2 separate regions of the Homo sapiens genome follow, and region 2 is linked to region 1. Evidence: chromatin contacts called from ENCODE Hi-C data. All regions are on one chromosome and are shown on one strand. Each heading gives the region's core, a stretch centred on a gene start or an enhancer-like site at or near the end of the contact. The rest is flanking DNA. Distances are from core to core; before and after follow the strand shown.

Region 1 (3,505 bases), core at 625-3,124:
TGTCAAACAAGCATATTTATAAGTGTTCAGTTGAACCAATATTGAAAAAAGTAAAACAAGATTTTTTAATGTATCAAATTATTTCAGATTATATCTAATTTTCACTGCTGGGTTTCTGGAAAGCAATTTGTCAACATACATTCAAGAGTCTTAAACATGTTCATATCCTAAGGAAATATTTTTAAATGTAGGAAAATAATTTTGTTCAGGATTATTCATTACCACATTTCTCAAAAAGGAAAACACTGGAAATAGAAAAATATTTTATGTTTAAGTAAATTAGGTACCGTTATTTTTAGATCTACAACTGCGAAGACTTAAATAAAACACTTGAGTTACACGAGAAAATGGTCAGACTAACAATGACTGAAAGAAGGACATATAAATGCAGAAGAAACAGACTCGAGAAATGTCAAAATGTCCACAGTGGTTATATCTGGTTGTTGATTTATGCGTAATTGATTTCTCTATACTTGTTTTCATTTTTCACACATAATAAGCCCTGTTATAGCCAGCAAAAAATTACAAAAAAAGTCAAAGTCATCCTTCTTTCAATCAGCCCATTGCCTTGCCCCCTATCCTCCTGACTAGACGGAAGCCCAGTGCATAATTTGTTTTTCAGGCAGAAGAACCCCTTTCATTCCACTGTTACAGATGAATCACCTACTGTGGGAGTAGTCTTGGTACTCACATCAAAGTGTAATTCATCAGTGACTGTGATTGAAAACAGATCCTTTACTCTTTCGTAAGTTAGGAAACAAAATGTGGGGGCAAATGAGGAAAAGAAAACTAAGAGGTTGCTGGGGAGAAAGAAGGCAAATGTCACCTGCTTCATCATTCTTTTTAGAGCTCTCAATGTGTACCTTCAGTATTGCTCAGACTTTTTTTTAATGTGTAGCAGTGTTGCTATGGTAACTGAAAGCTACATCTTCTTCCATAAAAGCTTTATTGCCTTCCCTAGTGGGAAACAGGCAACAAAAAAAGAGAGCTCCAAGTTTCTGGGAACTGAGTCTTTATAAGGAAATATATTTTGTTGTGTTTTGCACACTGTTTCAGGTTCTTCTTTAGGTCAAGGTCACCAGAAAGGGTGAGAGAAATATATTTCTGATGCGGGCTCTTCCAGGAATAGATTAAACCCAGATACCAGACATATTTCAGGATATGAGGGTAAAGCAGGTTTTACATGGCCATGTGAAGGGACTTCTGAAGGACAACCTGAGTATAAAACACGTTTTATTATCATGATTATCAAAAAGTATGTGTCAGCCTCTGTGACCATTCATGACTAGTCAGGGCGCTGGGTAAGACAGAAAGGTTCAAGCTCAGCTCACTCGGTACTCAGTCAAAGGCAGCCTTAGTGAGCACATACAACCACATCAAGGACAGTCACACAACATGAATACGGAGGACAAACTGGCATGCCATTTGGTCTCACTGTTTCCATGCGTCCACAGCTCATTTCTAACTTTGTGCTTTGTGTATTTGCTTGTCTTGTTTACCTGTCAATAAGGCCTTCTCTATTTTTTTTAAGTCCCAGTCTTCCTTAAAGACCCAGTTATGAAGCTCCTCCCCTTTGAGAGATTGCCTCCTTTTAAACCTTATTATATGCAGTTAGCATGAGCTTTTAGCATTTATGTTTTTCCCCAGGCATTCAATGATCGTATGATCATTGAAGTGTTTTATAGATAATCATATGTAGGTTTCTGATCCTTCCTAGATAAATGCTATATTAAAGATGGAAGGTTTGGAGAACCTCCACCTCTCATCGGTTTTTAAAGAAAATGGCCTGTGGTGCTCTGAAAGAGGCAGTTAGTTGGAAATTCCAACTGCCTGTCCTTTAGATTTTCTAAGCATGCTTCTGTACTTGGTAGCTGCTGATTGGCTGTTACCAAAGGTGACTAGAGTGCTAAGCCAGTCAACAGGGAAAACTTGGCTCCTGACTTTGGGTCTTTCTTCTCAGTCTATATGGAAGAAAACTGAGAAAAAATATAAAAAAGAAGAACACAACTAGTTGCGCATCTCCTAAAGAGGTAATTACAGTAAAAAATATTAAAATAAGGACCCTGCTGGAGTATGAATTTATAATGTGATCACTATTCCATAATAATGGAGTAACTATAAATGAACCAACTGGGGGAGGAAATAGCTTCCTTCAATGGGGCAATTCCCAATGTTTATTTAGTGCCAGAGAAGAGAAAATGCCCAGATACATGACTTGTATCCAGTAATTATGTAAAACTTATAATAATTACAAAGGAATGATAACTGGGGGTAATTTAACTGCTAAGTAGGTCAGTAGGGGAGTGTGATGAGGAAAAAGAAGTTGCTGCAGTGTATGGAGATATGGAATTCAGAAGTAATACTTGTCAAGTGCTTATTCTGTATAGAATATGTTAGATGTTTTAAGGTATTTTTCATTTAATTCTCACAACAACACTGTGAAGTGCCTGTTATCCCCATTTTACTGAATAGAATATGAACTCCAAGAAGTTAAATAGCTTGCTAAAAATCAAATATTTCGATGGACAGACTTCGTCTTAGGCTAAAGTCTATGTTTTTACTCTAACTATGAGCTGAAAGTTGAAAGAAGATAGTATCAAATAAGGAAAAGTTGTAATATTGAAGGGAAAATAAGAAGAATGAGACTGGAACTATGCCCCAAAGAATTAAAGAAACCAGTAGGTAGCAGAAATTCTTGAGCTTGCAGGATGGCAGATAAGAAAGCTTGCAGAACAAGCTTGCTGACATTAAAACCAGAATTTCCACCACGTGCTTCATACTAACTCTCTCGAGTTTGCACAGGTGACCCATGAAGAGGCATAAAGATTCTAATAATGGTGTTGTATCATTTAATTTGAATGTTTAGCAAAGTGATATAAGATTTTTCTGGTAAAGGGACTATTTTCAGAGTTTAACTGTGATAATGTCTCCACTTAATGTTAAATTCGTTCTTACACCAAAAATATACTTGAGCATTGCACCATGCCGACAGAATTTTAATCTACCATTTGTTTCCTCTTACCTTGTGAAAACAAGTTGTTTTCTCAGATGATTTTTAAAAATGCACTAAAAACCTTCAGTTCTCCCCTGTTAATGTGATAAGAATGAATTCAAAAAAATCAAACTGTTTGAGCTTTCTATTGTCAATTAAATGTATTTAATAAGCAAGTCAGTTTTGATGAAGGAAAAACACCAGTTACATTTAATTTACTCAGCAGTTGTCAGGAACTGCACAAAGTTCTGAGATTTTATTCCACTTAGAGTTGGCAAATTAGTATGTTTCTGTTTTCTTGGATGCTGGCAAAAGACACAAGACTCCTAGGTCAGAGACGAAGGACTTTATTACTAATAGCAAAAGCAGTAGCCAGAGTGTCCACAGGTTGCTCACTCCAGTACCTCCTGTCCCCCAAGTTCCTTAGAGGTGAAATTCATCATGGATGCTGTGTTAGTTTTCTAGGGCTGCCATAACAAAGGCCCATACACTGGGTGGCTTAAACAACAGAAA
Region 2 (3,737 bases), core at 1-2,500, 140 kb before region 1:
TTAAGAGGTGTAGGAAAGGTTGTAGCCAGATGCCTGGCATCATAACCACCACCGTCATCACTGTCGCCACCATCCTCCTCCTCCTCATCTTTTCGCACCACCAAGCCTACTAATGCCCACGGGCTCTCAGGGGTTTATTTCATTAATGCCCTGGCTCTGCCCTAAAAGCCGAATGTGGAGGTGGCTGTCCTCAGCTCTTGTGGCAGGTACTTGAGCTCTTCCAGGTGCTTGTGGGTAGGGTGGACCCAGGTGGAGGCCGGACTCACCAGCTTCTGCAGTTACTTCCAAATGGGAGAGTCTAGGATTTCAAATGGGATAGTTGAGGATTCTTTCGTACTCAGGAGACATTTACCAGGAGAGCCCAAAGGAACAACTTGGAAGTTTGCACTTGCCCCCTTCTCCCTTCCAGACCTTGGGCTCTGCAGATCTCCCTCTGGAGGGCTGTCCCTAGCTCAGGGTTCTCAACTCTTGGTCTTTGTTCACGCAGTGAAAGCTGGTGAGATATTTGTATATGTAAAGGCTGCAGGCATTTCCTTGTGTGGCTTTACCCTCTGAAGCCCTGGCCCAGGGCTCAGGTTTCGTAAGGGCTGACAAGGAAGTCCAAGAAATCTGCGTGAGGAGGTGCCAATAACGTGGATGCTGACGGGAACAGGAGGAACCAGTGCCAAGAGGAAATTGTGTGGCTGTCAGGCTGCCGATAGCCTCATGGATAGGGGAGGTCCCAGCGCCTGGCCTGCACCTGTCTGCCAGCCCCACCCTTGTCTTACTTGTGGTGGCTCTTGGGGATGTTCAGAACTTTATGGGGCGCCCTCCTTTTATGGAGACAGATAAAACATCTAGTGTAGCTTTAAACCAGCTAGGTTCCTTTATTTTGCAGAGACTGTTGCTTGCAGCTTCTGGGCACAGGGCTGGGCTCTGCAGTGTATGGGAAGTGATTGTCCAGCCCATCCCTTTTCTTCTTCACACTGTTTCCTCTAACAGTGCCAATATCTGTCCCTTGCACTGACCGCGAGCATCTCTCATTAGGTGGGTGCTAGGAAGAAGTGAAACACACATCAGCCTCTTCTGATACCTGCTGTGCAGTGAAAAAAGCCTGGGGCTTGGGGTCAGAAATACCTGAATGGAAGCCCTTGGTTCTGCCCAAGACTAGCTGGGTAACCCTAAGCAATTATTTAACCTCATGGGACCTCAGTTTGCTTACTTATAAAACGGGGAAGTAATGAGTCATACCTTTCATACAGCACTTAGACAAGGACAGCCAGGGCCCCCCCACCTGGGTCCTGTGCTTTTAGATCAATATTTCTCAATACTTAATGTGCACACAAAGCCCTGGGGATTGTGTTAAGCCACAGATTCTGGCTCAGTAGATCCTAGCCCTGAGATTCTGCATTTATAAGAAGCTCCCTGGTGATGCCCATGCTGCTGGTCCAGGGACCACACTTTGAGTGGCAAGGCCTTTCAGGGTTTTATGAGAATTTTTTTTTTTTTTTTTAGCTGGAGTCTCGCCGTTGTCCAGGGTGGAGTATAGTGGTGCGATCTCTATTCACTGCAACCTCTGCCCCCCAGGTTCAAGCAATTCTTGTGCCTCAGCCTCCCAAGTAGCTGGGATTACAGGCACCTGCCAACATGCCCTGCTAATTTTTCTAGTTTTAGTAGAGATGGGGTTTCACCATATCAGCCAGGCTGGTCTCCAACTCCTGGCCTCAAGTGATCCGCCCACCTCGGCCTCCCAAATGCTGGGATTACAGTTGTGAGCCATGGTGCCTGGCCATTTTATGAGGATTAAATAAGCAGATGTACATAAACATGGTTAGAAGAGTGCCTCACACATGATGGGTGCTCAGTTGATGTCATTCCTCTCTGCCTTCCTCCTTGAAAGTTTTAGAAAAAGACTCAGTGGAGGAGAGAGTTCACGCGAAATTATTAGGACCACAGTGATCAGGTTACAGAATGGTGAAGCTGGAGATGACTCTAGGGTGCCTAGAGGGGGGTTCTTAAATTCCACCTTTCCCAGGCATCACCTAAAAATATACTGACATAGAAAATCTTGGAATGGGCCCCTGGAATTGTTAGTTTAACAAAAAAAGTTCCAGTAGCCTTTGATGCCTTTTTTTTTTTTTTTTTAAATTACTGATCTGGTCCAAACCCTCATTTTATTTTTCCTCAAAAACGTTTTTTAAAACTTTTATTCCACTTTCAAGAGTACATGTGCATGTTGGTTGTATAGATAAATTACTGTGTCGTAGGAGTTTGGTGTATATATGATGTCATCACCCAGGTAATAAGCATAGTACCCAGTAGGTAGTTTTTCAATCCCCTCCCTCCTCCTGCCTCCCACCCTGAAGCAGGCCCTGGTGCCTGTTTTTCCCTTCTTTGTGTCCATGTGTATGTACTCAATGCCAAACCCTCATTTGAGAGATGAGCCCCAGAGGGGTGAAGTGACAGCCCTAAGCCATGCAGAAGTTTCAATCAATGATTCGTTCATCATTCAATATATGTTTTCTGAACACCTTCTGTGTTCAAGGCACCATGCTGGCTTCTAGGGGGACTCAGTGGTGAAAAGCCTGACCCCAGTACCTGTTCTTACAGAACTCATAGCCTAGTGGGAGCCTAGATATCAGACACGGATCAGGTAGACAGTATGGACAATCATACATGGTCATAAATGCTTTCCATCCTGTACAAAGTAAAGGCTGCAGCGTCAGAGGTCGCAGGGGGACCTGACTTAGATTGGGGAACCAGAGAAGGCTCCTCTTAGGAAGTGACCTTTCAGATGAGACCTGAAGGGTTTGCAGAAAAGAACCAGGTGGAGAGTGGGCAAAGCCAGGGAAAGAGCATGGCACAGTTGAGGCACCGAGGGGGTGCCAGTTTGACTGACGGAGGCAAGGGAGCGCCCAGGTGGGGCTGCAGGGCCACCATGCAGGCCTTTTCTCACTGGTGTTCCCCGGTTCTGTCCATAGCAAACGGGCCCCATCAGTGCCACCCTGGTGATGACACGCCCCATCAAAGGGCCCCGGGAAATCCAGCTGGACTTGGAAATGATCACTGTCAACACTGTCATCAACTTCAGAGGCAGCTCCGTGATCCGACTGCGGATATATGTGTCGCAGTACCCATTCTGAGCCTCGGGCTGGAGCCTCCGACGCTGCCTCTCATTGGCACCAAGGGACAGGAGAAGAGAGGAAATAACAGAGAGAATGAGAGCGACACAGACGTTAGGCATTTCCTGCTGAACGTTTCCCCGAAGAGTCAGCCCCGACTTCCTGACTCTCACCTGTACTATTGCAGACCTGTCACCCTGCAGGACTTGCCACCCCCAGTTCCTATGACACAGTTATCAAAAAGTATTATCATTGCTCCCCTGATAGAAGATTGTTGGTGAATTTTCAAGGCCTTCAGTTTATTTCCACTATTTTCAAAGAAAATAGATTAGGTTTGCGGGGGTCTGAGTCTATGTTCAAAGACTGTGAACAGCTTGCTGTCACTTCTTCACCTCTTCCACTCCTTCTCTCACTGTGTTACTGCTTTGCAAAGACCCGGGAGCTGGCGGGGAACCCTGGGAGTAGCTAGTTTGCTTTTTGCGTACACAGAGAAGGCTATGTAAACAAACCACAGCAGGATCGAAGGGTTTTTAGAGAATGTGTTTCAAAACCATGCCTGGTATTTTCAACCATAAAAGAAGTTTCAGTTGTCCTTAAATTTGTATAACGGTTTAATTCTGTCTTGTTCATTTTGAG

Evidence for each region. Hi-C counts contacts between places; a loop is a spot of excess contacts on that map. Pooled maps may share reads with other maps.
Region 2: a pooled map shows a loop between it and region 1 (4-fold over the local background). The contact joins the enhancer-like site here to the promoter of CATSPERB in region 1. A Hi-C loop is called at or near these places in 5 of 50 pooled maps.

The regions. Positions count from the first base shown.
Region 1 is chr14:91,730,455-91,733,959 of GRCh38, reverse strand. It overlaps CATSPERB (catsper channel auxiliary subunit beta), which reads left to right and starts at 1,874. Exons shown (of 27, transcript NM_024764.4): 1 at 1,874-2,030.
Region 2 is chr14:91,869,609-91,873,345 of GRCh38, reverse strand. FBLN5 (fibulin 5) reads left to right here. Exons shown (of 11, transcript NM_006329.4): 11 at 2,961-3,737. The coding sequence ends at 3,122. Among named protein-coding and RNA genes, the nearest start is that of TC2N, 3.9 kb to the right of the region's middle. Within about 2 kb of position 1,250, at least 27 of the 41 ENCODE cell types and tissues checked have a DNase peak (open chromatin) inside an H3K27ac peak, as active enhancers do.